Linked DNA regions of Homo sapiens: region 2 is linked to region 1. Evidence: read pairs that join two places in POLR2A ChIA-PET (ENCODE). Cell type or tissue: GM12878. All regions are shown on one strand. Each heading gives the region's core, and the rest is flanking DNA. Links, peaks and the distances in the headings are about the cores only.

Region 1 (4,395 bases), core at 103-4,102:
ATATCTGAAATATTATGAAGTCATTAACAATTAAGATGTGGATTTAATATTTGGTTAATATTTAATGACATGAAAACATTTATGCCAATGTTCAGTGCAGAATATGCAACTTTATTACAATATAGTCCTAATTTTATGTATTAATAAGTGTAAAAGATTTAGCCCCCAGGTTATTGCTGAGAGAGGGATAAATAAGTACCATTTAATGTAGTCCTAGTATCATTAATTATTAAAAGAATATAAGAGAGAAAAAAACACACATGAGGAGACAGTAAAAAACTGTTTAGCTGACCAAGTGAGTGCTGCATTATTGTCTGTTTTAACAAGGGAGTAGGTTTTCTCACCACATTCAGCCAATGTGGTAAATTTTCTAACATGATAAAAAGAAACTCCCAGTTTTACTCATTTCCAGAGCTGAAAGTTGAAGAGTTGAAGCCCTTTTGCCCTTCTCAGAATGACTACACTTAAAGTGAGCTTCCTCACCACCAAGTACCAGAACAAATGGTGGGCCTGGAAAGGCAATTCTGCTCTGAGGAACGTGAAACAAGCATAAACCGAATGTGATGGCAGAGCTGTCACACCTTGTGGCCATCGATTACATTTCCACTGACCGTTCTATCACTCTCCAGAAGGGTGATCATGCCTGTGCTGCTCCCAGAAGACCCAGATCCACCGAAAGAAATGCAATCCTTCCCCACAGGCAGCCTTTCCTGAGGAGAAGAAGGAGCTTCTCTAATTGTCACATGAGTAGAAAATGTTGAAGAGACCTGCCTCTTTCAGAGGAAGGGTAAACAGAATTCTAACCACATTTTAAAACACCTCTTCCCTCTGCTTATTGAAGTAGGATACTCAGCAACAATTCAAAAGATTGAGGTTTACATGCACTGATGAGGAACGACCTCCAAGCTTCATTGTTCAGTGAGTGAAACCAGAGTTAGAGCAACAGAGCTCACAAAATCTCACTTACACGCACTACATGCTTCCACATGCAAACACGTGCACATGCACACACATGCACAGACTCTTGCAAAGAAAAGATGAACACACACCAAACTTTTAATGATAAATATGTATGACGAACTAGGAAAGGGATGGAATAAAAGGGAACGTTCACTTTTCTTACTCTATATTTCTGAAGTTTTTGGATTTTCTTTTTATAACAGGAGGTAAACATTTAGTTCTTATGTAATTTTAAGAGAGGGAACGATGAATTCATACACTTCTGGTAGAAATGTAAAAATGATACAGTCATTTGAAAACAGTTTGGCAGTTCCTCAAAAAGTTAAACATAGAGTTATCATATGACCCAGCCATTTCACTCCTGAGTGTTTACCCAAGAGAGAAAGAAATATATGTTCCTGCAAATACTTGAGCGTTTATAACAGCGTTGTCTGTAATAACCGAAAATCAGAGGCAACCAAATGTCTACAAACCAATGAATGGATAACAAACTGGTATAGGCCATGTAATCGAATACTATTCCACAATAATAGGAAACAACTATTGGTACACATGACAACGTGAATGCATCTCAAAATGATGCTGAGTGAAAGAAGCCAGACAAAAGAGTATTTGCTATGTATTACAATTTATATAAAATTCTAGAAATGCAAACCAAACTATAGTGACAGAAAGCAGATCGGTGGTTGAATGTGGCGAGGGGTGGTGGCGTGGTGGGAGGAAGGAAGAACAAATGGGTCCAAGGACACTTTTGGGGTGATGGATATGTTCACCACCTTCATTGTGCTAATGATTGATCCGGTGTGTACTACAGCAAGATTTATCCAATTGCATACTTTAAACATGTAGTTTATAGTGCGCTAATCATAACTCAATGAATCTACAAAAAAGTAATACATGCTTAATATAGAACATTTTGAAATAATGTAAAAATGAAGACGAAAAATTTAAAAGCCCCTACACTTTCAAAAAGAAAACCGTTAACATTTTGGGGCTTTTTCTTCCAGGAAAGTTTCACGTCCACCATACAGTCAGCTCTACAAGGGCAAGCCTGCCTGATTCACCAGCCGTATTCACAGAACTATGCTGGAAAAGCAATTGTGGGATAACTAAGTTTGGATCAATAAATGAATGTGTAAAAGAGCCTACCCTCTTCATTTCATAGTATATAATGAGGGCTTTTTCATGTCACTAAAAGTTCTTTGAAAACATACCATGGCTTCACACCCTTCCACTGCCTGGATCTACAGTAATTGATTTTAGACTTGGGTTGTTTAGAGTCTTTCAATATAACCAATAGTGCTGTAATATTCAGCTTTGTGTATACCACAGAAGACTTGTATTCACCATAGAGGCTATCCCACAACAATTAATGGATCCAATTAAGTAGGTTAACAATTTGGTTTTACATTGTGTAGCTAAAAATAAGATAGTTGCGGCCAGGTGAAGTGGCTCACGCCTGTAATCCCAGCACTTTGGGAGGCTGAGGCAGGCGGATCACTTGAGGTCAGGAGTTCGAGACCAGCCTGGGCAACATAGTGAAACCCCATCTTTACTAAAAATACAAAAATTAGCTGGGCATGGTGGCGCATGCCTGTAATCCCAGCTACTTAGGCGGCTGAGGCAGGAGAATCGCTTGAACCCAGGAGGCTGAGGTTGCAGTGAGCCGAGATCATGCCACTACACTCCAGCCTGGGTGACAGAGCAAGACTCAATCTCAAAAAAAAAAAAAAAAAAAAAAAACCCAAAAGATAGTTACATTTTTCATCTTTTAAATTAATTTGTTAATTGCCTTCTCTTTCACTCAGTTTCCCCTTTGGTAAATGGGAGTAATAATAATATCTTCCTCTCAAGGTGTTGTTAAAATTTTAAAATATGGTGTAAAAACTGCTTATGACAATGCTGGCAGAGAGTAAACTTGTAATGATGGGCACTTCCGGGCCATTCTTGTGCCAGAACTGTCCTTGGCTCCTGCCAAATTCCCGCAATTCAAGTTTTTTTTTTCTTGCACCTGCTAGTCTGAACACATCCATCAACCTTGCTTAAAGAATCTTTGGGGTGAATTGGAATTAAAAGGCAAGGCTGGAAGTTTATATTGTTACTATTTAGCACTTCTTTAGAAAACTCATCTTAGGCTGGGCACCGTGGCTCATGCCTGTAATCCCAGCACTTTGGGAGGAGGAAGTGAGAGGATTCCTTGAGCCCAGGAATTCAAGACCAGCCTGGGCAACATAGTGAGACCTCATCTCTACAAAATATCAAAAAATTAGCTGGGCACAGTGGTGCATGCCTGTAGTCCCAGCTACTTGGGAGGCTGATGTGGGAGGATCACTTGAGCCTGGGAGGTCAAGGCTGCAGTGAGCTGTGATCGCACCACTGCACTCTAGCCTGGGTGACAGAGCAAGACCCTGTCTCAAAACAACAACGACAACGAACAAGAAAACCTATATTAGCCAAAGATAAATGTCAGCCCCATTGGAATGGGTTCCATGTTCTGTCTCTGGATAGCTCTGGTGATGAGAAGGATTCAAGGGCAGCAATTTTCTTTCAAGAAGATTTTCCATTAGGTATATCTCTTAATGCTATATATATATAATGGAAAATCCTCTTGAAAGAAAATTGCTGCCCTTGAATCCTTCTCATCACCAGAGCTATCCAGAGTGCAGCACACCAGCATGGCACATGTATACATATGTAACAAACCTGCACGTTGTGCACATGTACCCTAGAACTTAAAGTATAATAAAAATATATATATATATAAATTTTTAAAAAGTATTTTAATTTTTTTGCAAAAAAAAAAAGAGGATTTTCCCCAGCTTTCTACTGAACCTGTGCAAGTGAAACTTGATTGAAACCACTCGCTTCGTAGAGTTGTGGTAGCAAACCATAAATCATTCTGGCTTCCCTGAGAAGTTTTTCAAACCTTAGAGAGCCAGATGACTCTTAACAAAGCTGTTTCATTAAACAGTTTTAGAGTGGATTTTTAGCCAAGTTCTGGTTCTAGATTCTCAGCATTTAGCAGAAATGTTTAGTGAGTTACTCACATACACACATGTAAAGCTTTTGTTCACTTAGGTCAACAGAGAGAGAAATGAATATGTAAATATGTATTGAGTCAATATTTGCAAATATAGCTTTGTTTAAATAATAGCCTCTCATTTTATAGTTAAGAAAAGTGAGGCTTAACAAGATTGAGTGACTTGCTCAAATTCTCAGTCAGTGGTAGGGGGGGTAAACCCAACTCTCTCTGATTCCAAAGCAAGTATATCATCTACATGATAGAAAATCATAATAACAGCCGATATTTTCCCAACATATTACAGTTTCCAAGCCTCTCTGATACATTGTCTCATCAAGCCCTTATGGTCCTTCTCTGTTTAGAAGGCTACCATGGGGCAGGCCTTCTCCCCACACCTCCCAAACGTGGATATA
Region 2 (4,395 bases), core at 266-4,265, 240 kb before region 1:
CCAGGGTTCCAAGGGCCACATTTCTCTGTGCGTAGGGGTGGGCTTGGCCTTCATCTCCTAGCTGCAGCCAAGAAGGAGCTATGCTGCCATCACTGAGCTGGGATTTGGGGATTCGCTGGTGCCCCAAAACCATGAAGATACTAAGTTTTAGGGATAAGTAGAACCCCTGGACCTTTTCTTCCCCGGTACTCCCTTAGCCCCTCTTATAAGTGCAGTAGGATGGACTGGAAAGGATATAGATAAGTCAGCCTGATTTTGCGCATTAGATTTAATCTTTGAACTTCAGTTTCTTCATGTATAAAGTGATGATGTTTTATAGAATTGTTGTTAAATGAAGAAACACATATAAACTGTCTAGCACCGTGTTGGCACTTGTGATGTTTAATAAATGCCCATTCTAGGCTAGATGTGGTGGCTCACACGTGTAATCCCAGCACTTTGGGAGGCCAAGATGGGAGGATCACTTGAAGCCAGGAGTTCAAGACCAACTTGGTCAACATAGCGAGAACCCGTCTCTTTTTTATAAAATATAAAATGAAAAAGCCCATTCTAAAGATGGAGCATCAGGGACTGGATGAACCTCCTGCCTAAAACAACCAAAAAAAAAAAAAAAAAAAGGCCAGGTGCGGTAGCTCATGCCTGTAATCCCAGCACTTTGGGAGGCCGAGGCGGGTGGATCACTTGAGGTCAGGAGTTCGATACCAGCCTGGCCAACATGGCGAAACACCATCTCTACTGAAAATACAAAAATTAGCGAGGCATGGTGTTGCACGCCTGTAGTCCCAGCTACTCAGGAGGCTGAGGCAGGAGAATCGCTTGAACCTGGGAGGCGGAGGTTGCAGTGAGCCAAGATGGTGCCACTGCACTCCAGCCTGGGTGACAGAGTGAGACCCCATCTCAAAAAAAAAAAAGAAAAAAGAATATATGAACCAAAGGTTTTCAAGACACTGGACATCAAGAAGGTGATTCTTGAGAGATAGGAAGCAAATGAGGTGAGCCCAGTGACAGCCCCAGCTAATTGCCTCGAGAGAATTTCCAGGCCTTGGCACAGGGAGGGAGAAGAGAGGCAGAACCTGGTGGACTCCCTGAGTTGAAAAGGAGCTGAGAGTCTATGGGGACCAAGGCAGCTAGTTTGTAGGACTCTAGCAAAACCTTTGTGAAGCAATATCTGATAAAGAACTTGTATCTAGAATGTATAAGAAGTTCTCATAACAGTAAGAAAAAAAACAGGCAAAAGATTTGGGCGTCTCACTAAAGAAGAAAAGGATGACAAATAAGCAGGTGAAAAGATGCTCACACACAACATCAGTTACTAGAGAGATGCAGATTAAAACTACAATGAGATGCTACTGTATAACCTATTACAATAGAATGGATAACATTTAAAAGACTATTCATGCCAAGTGTTGGCAAGGATGTGGAGAATTTGGAACTCTAATGAGCTGCTGGTAGGAATGTAAAATGATATAACTTCTTCAGAAAGCGGTTTGTCAATTTCTTAAACAGTTAATCATCCACCTACCATAAGACCCAGCCATTTCACTCCTAGGCCTTTACTCAAGAGAAGTGCAAATGTATGTCCATTACAAACGCTTGTACACAAATCTTGATGGCATCTTTATTTGTAATAGCCTCAAACTGGAAACAACTTATGTGCATCAACAAGCAAATGGATAAACAAACTAATACATTCATATGGTGGAATACCACATGGCAGTAAAGAGGAATGAGCTCCTGCTGCATGTAACAGCATGCGTGAATCTCAATTTATATTGAGTGAAAGAAACCAGATAAAGTACATAAACCAGATAAAGTACATACTCCAGATTCCATTTATATAAACTAGAAAAGACAAGCTAATCTGTGATGACAGAAAGCAGATCAGTGGTTGCCTGGGGAGAGGAAGAGGAAGCGGGGAGGGATTGCAAAAGGCATGAGGACATGGGGAATCTCTGGGGCAGTGGATTTGATCATTGTCTTGATTGTGGTGATTTCACAGGTGTATAGAAATGTCACAACACGGGGCTGGGCACGGTGGTTCACGCCTGTATTCCCAGCACTTTGGGAGGCCGAGGCGGGCAGATCATGAGGTCAGGAGTTCAAGACCAGCCTGACCAACATGGTGAAACTCTTGTCTCTACTAAAAATACAAAAATTAGCCAGGCCTGGTGGCACGTGCCTGTAATCCCAGCTACTCAGGAGACTGAGGCAGGAGAATCGCTTGAACCCAGGAGGCAGAGGTTGTAGTGAGCTGAGATCACGCCACTGCACTCCAGCCTGGGTGACAAAGAAGACTCTTGTCTCAAAAAAAAAAAAAAAAAAGAAAAGAAAAGAAATGTCACAACATACTGATACAGAAGCAGGGAAGAGAAGTGCTGGGTAGAGGAGGGCATGGTCCCTGGCTAGGGCTCTATACCAGGGACCTAGGTGAGGACAGGCACTTCTGCCTTTGCACCCAAATATTGCATTTTCCAAAACCACCCCAGCCTGCCTTGCTCCCATCCTGGGCCTATAAAAACCTGAGACCCTAGCAAGGCAGAGACAGAAGCTGCTGGACGGCGAGAGGAACACATCAGCGGAAGAAGATACAAGCAGCTGGATGGCGAGAGGATGCCAGGAGCACACCGACAGACGCCACCACACTGGCAGGCCATCAGCCGGCAGAACGAGGCAGAGTTTGGCTGGGGCAGTCGGAGGAGAGCCTGTATGCTCCCCTAGAGGTTTGAGCAGGGGGGCACTGAAGAAGCGAGCCACACTCCCATTGCACACCCTGTGAGAGGGACAAGGGAACTTTTCCCATCATAATACCAAATTGCACTCTTTAAATAGGTACAGCTTATTATATGCTACTTATATCTCATTAAAGCTGTTTTATAAGAAGATTGCTTGGGCTACAATTTGGAGAATGGGCTAAAGGGGCAGTAAGTCTAATTGCAGAGGAAAAATGCCCATCCCTTCCTCTCTTCTCCTAAAAGTGTATCCCTTATTCCTCTCACTTCCCTTCTGGTTTTTGAGCTTGGTTGTTACAGTAACATGTGATGATATTTTTTCTTTCCTCTGTTGGGCATTTCTTTAAAATCCTGTGGCATGGGGGGCCCTGGCAAAGCCAAGGGAGGCTAAGAGCCTACTCTTTTTCTTCTTGTTGAGCCTGAGCCTCTCCTCAGCCCAGACCACTTAGTGAATGTACAGGTGAGATTGGGCAGCTCACCACCAGTGGTGGCAGGGTCTGGTTTCTACAAGGGCATGGCCACAGTGCAGTCACCCTGCTCCCTATCCCATAGCCAGCGTCTGGAGAGGGGCTGGCTCCAAATGAGTGAGAGGGAAGTGTTTGTGGGGGGAACGATTGGTTTCCTGAAGGGCAATCAGAAGGCACGCACCTGCAGGGCCCCTCACAGAAGGGCAGGAGGAGCTGCGGGTTGCCCCCCAGGGAGAGGCCTTGTGATTGAGGTCCCAGTCAGAAAGATGGTCGTGTGTGCAAGGGACAAGGTAGAATGGGAGGTGGGCCAGGGTGGGTAGTAGGAGACTGGGGGCAGGGCTGGTCTGGGGTCTGAATCCCTGATGAGGTGATATGTTATGGGGTGAGGAAGGAGCTCCCCTCATGATGGGGGGGGTTGGGGGGCATGTGTGGCAGGAATAGCCACAGCTGCCAACCAGATAGTCATAATGAGACCTTTGAGTTGGAACTGGGGCTCAGATTCCCTCTTTCAAACCTACCCACTGTGCAGACTTCAGTAAGTGACAGGACCTTTCTGGAACTTGGGTTTTAGACAGGAGATGGCAGCAGCTCCTTCACTGGTTGAAATCCCCAAGTCTGGCTAGGTGCGGTGGCTCACGCCTGTAATCCCAGCACTTTGGGAGGCCGAGGCGGGCGGATCACCTGAGGTCAGGAGTTCCAGACCAGCCTGGCCAGCATGGAGAAACCCCGTCTCTACTAAAAATATAAAAATTAGTCAGGCATGGTGGTGCACAACTGTAATCCCAGCTACTCGGGAGGCTGAGGCAGGAGAATAGCTTGAAACCAGGAGGCAGAGGTTACAGGTAGCCGAGATCGCATGCTGCACTCCAGCCTGGATGACAGAGTGAGACTCTGTCTCAAATAATAATAATAATAATAAAAATCCAAAGAAAAAAATATCTGTGAGTCCATACTGATATACTGCACTCCAGCCTGGCGACAGAGTGAGACTCTCTCAAAAAAAAAACAAAGAAAGAAATCTCCAAGTCCAGGGTCTGGCCCATAGTAGACACATGATTTCCTAGAATGTGAAATGCAGTTTTTTTCCCTACCTTTTCTGTGTAGGAAGTACTTTTAGATCCATTTAGCCACAAGGATGAAATCTTTTCCTACCTACTTGGCTTCTTATGGGGTCTTCCTCACTCTGTGACCCATGGTTT

What was found. Peaks named below come from ENCODE experiments on the same cell type or tissue, not always from the same donor. Only the 100,000 strongest peaks of a DNase experiment are listed, where the experiment ranks them.
Region 2: POLR2A ChIA-PET joins it to region 1 with 6 read pairs; 1 of 35 experiments calls an interaction of 5 or more read pairs at or near these places.

What each region holds. Positions count from the first base shown.
Region 1 is chr3:45,864,469-45,868,863 of GRCh38, forward strand. LOC124909374 (a long non-coding RNA gene) reads left to right here and starts at 486. Exons shown (of 2, transcript XR_007095900.1): 1 at 486-787; 2 at 1,968-2,103. It also overlaps a transcript of LZTFL1 not described here. In GM12878, for the core only: no CTCF peak of the experiment used is centred there; a DNase peak (open chromatin) is centred at 423; H3K27ac peaks cover 1,480 bases.
Region 2 is chr3:45,627,109-45,631,503 of GRCh38, forward strand. All of the region lies in intron 1 of LIMD1 (LIM domain containing 1), which reads left to right. Among named protein-coding and RNA genes, the nearest start is that of LIMD1, 35 kb to the left of the region's middle. RefSeq lists an enhancer at 2,859-3,360. In GM12878, for the core only: no CTCF peak of the experiment used is centred there; no DNase peak of the experiment used is centred there; H3K27ac peaks cover 464 bases.